Regions from separate parts of the Homo sapiens genome. Here region 1 is linked to region 2. Evidence: chromatin contacts called from ENCODE Hi-C or POLR2A ChIA-PET data. All regions are on one chromosome and are shown on one strand. The core of a region is the stretch at or near the end of the contact, and the rest is flanking DNA. Distances in the headings are between cores, read along the strand shown. Region 1 holds the start of PRPSAP2 (phosphoribosyl pyrophosphate synthetase associated protein 2). Region 2 holds the start of SHMT1 (serine hydroxymethyltransferase 1).

What was found. A loop is a pair of places that touch in the nucleus more often than their neighbours do. ChIA-PET counts read pairs that join two places held with the same protein, here RNA polymerase II (POLR2A). Pooled maps may share reads with other maps.
Region 1: a loop to region 2 is called in a pooled map, with 6 times the contacts of the local background. The contact joins the promoter of PRPSAP2 here to the promoter of SHMT1 in region 2. A Hi-C loop is called at or near these places in 2 of 37 single-sample maps with no recorded cell type and 9 of 50 pooled maps. POLR2A ChIA-PET finds 5 or more read pairs at or near these places in 1 of 52 experiments (activated CD4-positive, alpha-beta T cell).

Annotation. Positions count from the first base shown.
Region 1 is chr17:18,856,141-18,860,221 of GRCh38, reverse strand. It overlaps PRPSAP2 (phosphoribosyl pyrophosphate synthetase associated protein 2), which reads right to left and starts at 2,091. Exons shown (of 12, transcript NM_002767.4): 1 at 1,961-2,091. RefSeq lists a silencer at 1,634-1,993 and enhancers at 1,740-2,312, 3,740-4,081.
Region 2 is chr17:18,361,875-18,365,220 of GRCh38, reverse strand. It overlaps SHMT1 (serine hydroxymethyltransferase 1), which reads left to right and starts at 1,671. Exons shown (of 12, transcript NM_004169.5): 1 at 1,671-1,849. RefSeq lists a silencer at 1,577-2,046.

The DNA.
Region 1 (4,081 bases), core at 842-3,341, 490 kb before region 2:
CAGGTGTGGTGGCATGCACCTGTAACCCCAGCTACTTGCGCAGCTGAGGCAGGAGAATCGCTTGAACTTGGGAGGCAGAGGTTGCAGTGAGCTGAGATCGCGCCACTACACTCCAACCTGGGCAACAGAGCAAGACTCTGTGTCAAAAAATTAAAAAGTATAAAAATTTATGTTTATTGGATGGGCATGGTGGCTCACGCTTGTAATCCCAGCACTTTGGGAGGCCAAGGCAGGCAGATCACAAGGTCAGGAGTTTGAGACCAACCTGACAAACGTGGTGACACCCTGTCTCTACTAAAAATACAAAAAATTAGCCGGGCGTGGTGGCGCATGCCTGTAATCCCAGCTACTCAGGAGGCTGAGGCAGGAGAATCGCTTGAACCCGGGAGGCAGAGGTTGCAGTGAGCTGAGATCGCGCCACTGCTCTCCAGCCCGGGAGACAGAGCAAGACTCTGCAAAAAAAATAAAAATAAAAAAACTTATTATGTATGTTTATTAGTGATGTGCCTCACTCCAAGGAAATCTGTTTTTAATATCAATATTGATGAGAATTTGAAGGGCAAATTCTAAACCGAATTACTCTTCCACTCCTGTATGATCCCAGGCTCTGCTTATCTCTCCAACACAATGTTAACTCATGCCTAACATCTGAGTGTTCACAATGCTTATGACAACCCAGTGAAGCAAGCACTAGAATGAGACCCATTTTAGACAGGGAAGCTAGGTTTCCAGATGAAGAAACTTACTCAAGGCTGCAAAGCCTCTAAGCAGCAAAAATAGCTCGGTCTCAGCATGATTTGTAGTAGTTAGTCCTATGCAACAGTGGGCTGCACAGCCTGTCTCTCAACCCACACAGAAAACGACTTGGCACCCCGCTGAATTCTGCATACAGAGAGCAAAATAGGACAAATACCCAGATTTTGAAAAATGTCTATTGTAAACATGCCTTGTTTGGAAAACAATTTATATAATAGTGCCAAAGAAAGAAAACAGAAGTTTGATTCGGTATTTCCACTTCGGGTAATTATCCCAAGGAAATAAGGAAAAAGCTATATGCTCAGTGATGGTGGTCAACATAAGACTTTTCAAAGAACAAGTACACCAGACCTGTGTAAAGGTTCCATAATAAAGTAATTAAGTAAAACACAGAATAGAAATTCAATAAATATTCAACACGACGCAAAAGTATCTATGAATGACTTTAAGTGGAACGAGCTCAAATCACAACTGAGTAATAATGGTACACACGAGGGCAGCAGGAAAGGAATATGGACAAAAAGGATATGCTTTAGTGGGGTTCAATAATGTGGGTGAATTATTTCTATTTGTGCAATTAAATTTTTTAAACACTAGAGATCACACCTCAAGCCCCAAAGCCCCATTCCGCATTTTCATACTCCTTTCAAAAGCTAAACACCCAAACGGAGCCAACATTAACATAAGAGAAAAATTATTATCATCAAGCAGAATACTTAAAAATTTCATCACGGTTCCCCCTCAATCTCTGCTGGGGTGAGTTCTGAGTTGGATAAAATCATCCTTTAGGAGGTGAGAGATATATTCGTAACTAGCAAAGCCAGGTAAATTAAAATCAGGGGCTCCGTGTCAGCTTAGGGACGGAGAATGGCTGGGTCTGGGCTTGCTTTCAGGGCTGCTCACCACAGGTCCCATCATCAGGGTTCGACTCCCCAGCGGCGCCTCAGGGAGAGGAGAGAGCCCAGGCACCGGACGCCCGTCCCCCGCCCCCGCCGACCCCTGGCGGGAGAGGAAGAAGGGAGGGAAAAATGGAAGGGCCGCGGGCGCGAGATCGCCCCAGTGAGCCCCCAAGCAGCCACCACCCAGGGACCCCGACCCGTCCGCCTGCCGGCGCCGCGGGCTCCCCGCCCCTTGCACCTGCGCCCCGCAATGCCGGAGCCAGCCAGCCCTCGCTGCCGCTCGCCACTGGCTCCCGCCCGCCTACCTGGCCCCGACCCCAGCCCCGGCCCCGCCGCAGCCTCAGCTGCAGAAGGAAGAAAGCGCCGGGTCTCCTGGCGGCCTCTCTAGGAGCAAAATGGCGACTCCATGCACAAGATTGGCGTCCGCGGTGACTGCGAGGCCGGTGGGCGGGGAGGGGCGAGGGCGGGACTAGAGCCCGGACAGCGGAGGCACCTAGCTGGGGGCTGTGGGCGTGGCCCACCAGTGGGTAAGGCGCGGGGCAGTGGGTGTAGCCACAGGGGTGGAGTCGGGCTGGCACGATGGGCGGGGCGGTGGGCGGGGATGCGCCTGTTTTGGTCCCTGGGGAGCTGCTAGCCCCACACCAACTGTGACAGCCCAGGCAGGTTACAAGGAATGAATGTGGACAGAGTATGACATTTGGAATTACAAATACCTGGGTTCAAGCCTCCACTGGCCTGTAACCTTGGACAAGTCATTTCAACCCTCTGAGCTTGTTTCCTCATCTGAAAAACAAAGATAGCAGCACCCATTCCATAAGACTGTTGTGAGGATTAAATGAGACAATACGGCCAGACGCGGTGGTTCACGCCTGTAATTCCAGCACTTTGCGAGGCTGAGGCGGGCGGATCACGAGGTCAGGAGTTCGAGACCAGCCTGACCAACATGGTGAAACCCCCATCTCTACTAAAAATACAAAAAAAAAAAATTAGCCAGGCGTGGTGGTGCGCGCCTGTAATCCCAGCTACTCAGGAGGCTGAGGCAGGAGAATCGCTTGAACCCGGGAGGCAGAGGTTGCAGTGAGCCGAGATCGCGCCACTGCTCTCCAGCCTGGGTGACAGAGCAAGAGTCCATCTCAAAAACAAAACAAAACAAAACAAAACTGTGCTAAAAGCACAGTTCTGGGTGTATAATAAATGATCAGTTTTTTGTTCGTTTGTTAGTTTTTTGTTTTGAGACGGAGTTTCGCTCTGTTGTCCAGGCTAGAGTGCATCGGCGCGATCTCAGCTCACTGCAAACTTCGTCTCCCGGGTTCAAGCGATTCTCCTGTCTCAGCCTCCCGAGTAGCTGGGATTACAGGTGTGCGCCACCACGCCCGACTAATTTTTTGTATTTTTAGTAGAGACAGGGTTTCACCATGTTGGCCAGGCTGTTCTCAAACTCCTGACCTCAAGTGATCCGCCCGCCTCCGCCTCCTAAAGTCCTGGGGTTACAGGCGTGAGCCATCGCGCCCAGCCATTATCAGTTATTATCGTTATTTGCCTTGTCGCCTTTTTTTCTTTTATTATAAAGGAATTAGTACTTTTGGTATCCATTGCCTAAGTTCTTTATAACTTAGGTAATGTTTACTCTTTATTGTATGTATAACATAATAATAGCAAACACATGGTCCTCTTTTAAGTGCTTTACATATATTAACGGTAACTTATTTAATCCTCACAAGAGCATAAGGTAGGTGTTGTTATCCTCTCCATTTTAATAGTTGTGGGAACTGAGACGACGACGTTAAATAACTTTTCCAATGACAAAGCAGTGGACAGAATTTCGACCCAGGAGGCTTTGCACCAGTCTTCACTTACCTAATCCCTATACCACATCTTCTCTCCAATTCTGCTTTGGATTTTTCACAATAATGAGGCATGAAATATTCATCAGAGGTTGCAGAGCTAGCTAGAGTCTTTATGGTTCAACGTCTTATTTTAGAAACGAAGAATACAAGCATCTCAACTAACGAATTGTAAATTAGGTGAGACTTCGTGAAATGGAGTCGTTTGAAACATTTCCTTTGCCTGACAACTTTACAGGGACATACCTCTTTGTAAAGAGCAAGACCCATGAGCCCAGTGATTATCTGCATACCAAAATTGATTCCTCTTCAGCGGTACCTCGGCTGGGCTCACGTCCCTTCTGCGCTGGCATCTAACTCCGGTCACAACCCCCACCTCTCTGCTGTGGCTGGCGTAGATTCCACGCGTCACATGTTGGCATGTGACTGGATCTGGCCAGTCAGAGAAGTTCATCCCTCTCCGCTCGCTGATTCGCTCCAAAGATAGGCTACTGAGCCAATCGGAGCCCACGAAACACCGTCTCCATCCCTGCGCCGGGACTGGAGAGGCTTACTCTCTCCTGCTGATGCTGCAGCTGCTGG
Region 2 (3,346 bases), core at 422-2,921:
ACAAAAACACTCACTATGTTGGCCAGGCGCAGTGGCTCTTGCCTGTTATCCCAGCACTTTGGGAGGCCGAGGAGGATGGATCACTTGAGATCAGGAGTTCAAGACCAGCCTAGCCAATATGGTGAAACCCTATCTCTACTAAACATACAAAAATTAGCCGGGTGTGGTGGCTCACGCCTGTAATCCTAGCACTTTGGCAGGCTGAGGCAGGTGGATCACAAGGTCAGGAGATCAAGACCATCCTGGCTAACATGGTGAAACCCTGTCTCTACTGAAAATACAAAAAATTAGCCAGGCGTGGTGGTGGGCTCCTGTAGTCCCAGCTACTCGGGAGGCTGAGGCAGGAGAATGGCATGAACCCAGGAGGCAGAGCTCGCAGTGGGCCTAGATCGCGCCACAGCACTCCAGCCTGGGCAAGAGAGGGAGACTCCGTCTCAAAAATAAAAAAAAATTAGCCAGGCGTGGTGGCGGAGGCCTGTAGTCCCAGCTACTCAGGAGGCTGAAGCAGGAGAATGACGTGAACCCGGGAGGTGGAGCTTGCAGTGAGCCGAGATCGCGCCACTGCACTCCAGCCTGGGCGACAGAGCAAGACTCTGTCTCAAAAAAAAAAAAAAGTTTTTTTTGTATTTTTTGTTTGTTTGTTTTTCGAGATGATGAGGGTCTCACTCTGTTGCCCAGGCTGGAGTACAGAGGCAAGATCATTGCTTACTGCAACCTCTGCCTCCCAGGCTCAAGTGATCCTCCCATTCAGCCCCCCAAGTAGCTGGGACTACAGGCGACTGCCACCACACCCAGCTAATTTTAAAATTATTTGTAGAGACAAGGTTTCACCATTTTGCCCAGGCTGGTCTTGAACTCCTAGGCTCAAGCCATCTGCCTCGGCCTCCCAAAGTGCTGGAATTACAGGGGTGAGCCACTGCGCCCGGTTTTTATCATTCTTATAATAATTATTGTTATCATTTGACAAATAAAAAAATTTATGACGCAGCCTCAGGTGGTCCTGACATGTGGCCCCGGTTTTTATCATTCTTAACAATAGGTAATGTTCATTGAGTCCTTATTGTGTGTCAGTATTTTATTTATCTTATTTTATTCTTCTTGAGACGTTGTCTCGCTCCGTCCCCCAGGCTGGAGTGCAGTGGCGCGATCTCGACTCACTGCAACCTCCGCCTCCTGGGAGGCAACATAGTTAGACCCCCATCTCTACTTCAACCTGGGGGACAGAGTGAGACCCTGTCTCAAAAAAATAAAAATAAAAAATAACAAAAATAATAATAATAAAGTGTCTGCTCTTGGATTATACACCTACAGAGTAATAATGTTGCAGTTTGGACGCACATTTGTCCTACTTTAAATGACCACCCTGCAAACTAAAAGTAGTACCATGAACAAAATTCACTCATAATCCCACGGCCCAAGCGACAGGCTTAAGTGAGGAAGGCCCTGTGTAGTCTTCCTGGAAATCTTGGTCCACACACCAGCCCTGCAGCCAAAGCGGGTCAGTTCTGCAGGTCCCTGCCCCAGGTGCGCAGCTGCACTACGCGGCCTCCGGCCCGCCCCGGAGAAACAGGCCCTGCCCGCCGCTGCGCCGCAGCCAATAGCGCGGGTGCGTTTGGTGGCGGCCCATGCTTGGCTGCGCTCTCTGATTGGGCGCCTCCGGGGGCGGGGCCAAGCCCAAGCCTGGCGCGCAGAGTGCACCTTCCTGAGCTCGAGCGGTCCAGCGCCAAGTTCGGGGTTTGGGGTTGGAGCGGCTGGTCACGTGGCTGGCCCGCGGCGGTGCGCGGGGCGTTGGGTCAGCGGGTCTGGGACTGGTGGCACCGGCGGCGGCGTAGGACGGAGGCGTCGCTAGGTACGTGCGCGGGCCGTGTTCCGGTAGGTGGGCGGCTTCGGGTCCGAGGGCCGCGGCGTCCCAGAGCCCGGGGGGTGCTTCGGCGTCCTCGCTGTCCCCCGCCGTACCCCACCCTCTGCAGCCGCAATGACGGGAGGGGAGCGCTTGGGTCGCGCCTGGGCTGGGGATCGGGCGGCGGCCAGCCGCAGCGCCCCAGTTCCAGGCACATTCGGTATGATGGGGTGGCGGCCCGTGGCCTTTGGCAAGAATGCGAAGGCTTATCGGGGATGTGAGTAGTAGCTCTCCACTGAACACTTTTCTCGTTGAGCATTTTCGATTTAAACAATCCTAGCTCCTTCACAACAAAGCTGCAAGTCAAGTGCTACTGTTTCCCCCATTTTACAGGTGAGGAAGGTGGTGGGGCCCTGAGAAAGGAGGCAACTTAAATGGCAGAGCCCGGAATAGAACCCGGGTTCTCAAAGCCTGCGCCCCTAAAGGCTGCGCGCAGGGTCGCTCCACTTTTGGCCCGTGCCACCAGATCCCTGTGGGGAATGAGCTCTTCCTGTTGCCCGCAATCTGCCACCCCCTGTTCTAGGAGACAAATGTTGCACTGTGAAGTTCTTGGCCCGGTGCCTTGGCTTCGAGATTCCGGGAGTTAAGTGACCCTTGGTCCAGCTGAGGTCAGCACAGATGCGGGCCTTCAATCGGGCAGTTACCCAGAGAATAGACTGGAAACACCAGTTTAGGTTCTTGCAGAAATAACATTGTAGGCCGGGCGCGGTGGCTCATGCCTGTAATCCCAGCATTTTGGGAGGCCGAGGTGGGCGGATCACTTGAGGTTAGTAGTTGGAGACCAGCCTGGCCAACATGGTGAAACCCCGTCTGTACTAAAAATACAAAAAAACCTGGCTGCCCATGGTGGCACACACCTATAATCCCAGCTACTCGGAAGGCTGAGGCAGGAGAATCGCTTGAACCCGGGAGGTGGAGGTTGCAGTGAGCGGAGATCACGCCACTGCACTCCAGCCTGAGTGACAGAGTGAGACTCTATCTCAAAAGAAAGAAAGAGAGAGAAAGAAAAGAAAAAAAAGAAAAGAAATAACGTAAATTTATTACTTGGGGGAACTTGGAACGGAAGTGGGTAATTGTGTTTTTATTTAGTGCAATGTCCTGGGACAAGGCCTTGGAACTGAAGAGAAACCATTGTTCAGATTCTGGCTCTTATATGGCTTTAGACAAGTTAGCTCCCTGGGCCTCAATTTCCTCTTCTGTAAAGAAGAGAACACAAAATGTGTGTGAGATAGAAGATGTGCAACAAGTTAGTTCCCTGAGCAGATCCTTGGCTGGATCCTCTTATGTGACAGAGGCCCAGGTAAGATTTGGAGGCATGGGGAGGCTGGTGACCTTGCAGGTGACTTCACTTACTAGGTCTTTTTCCCTGACGTTGAGGATCATGCCACACATGAGCAACAGTGCCTCTACAGAAATATCCAATGTTGTAATGACTGATGTTGCAGT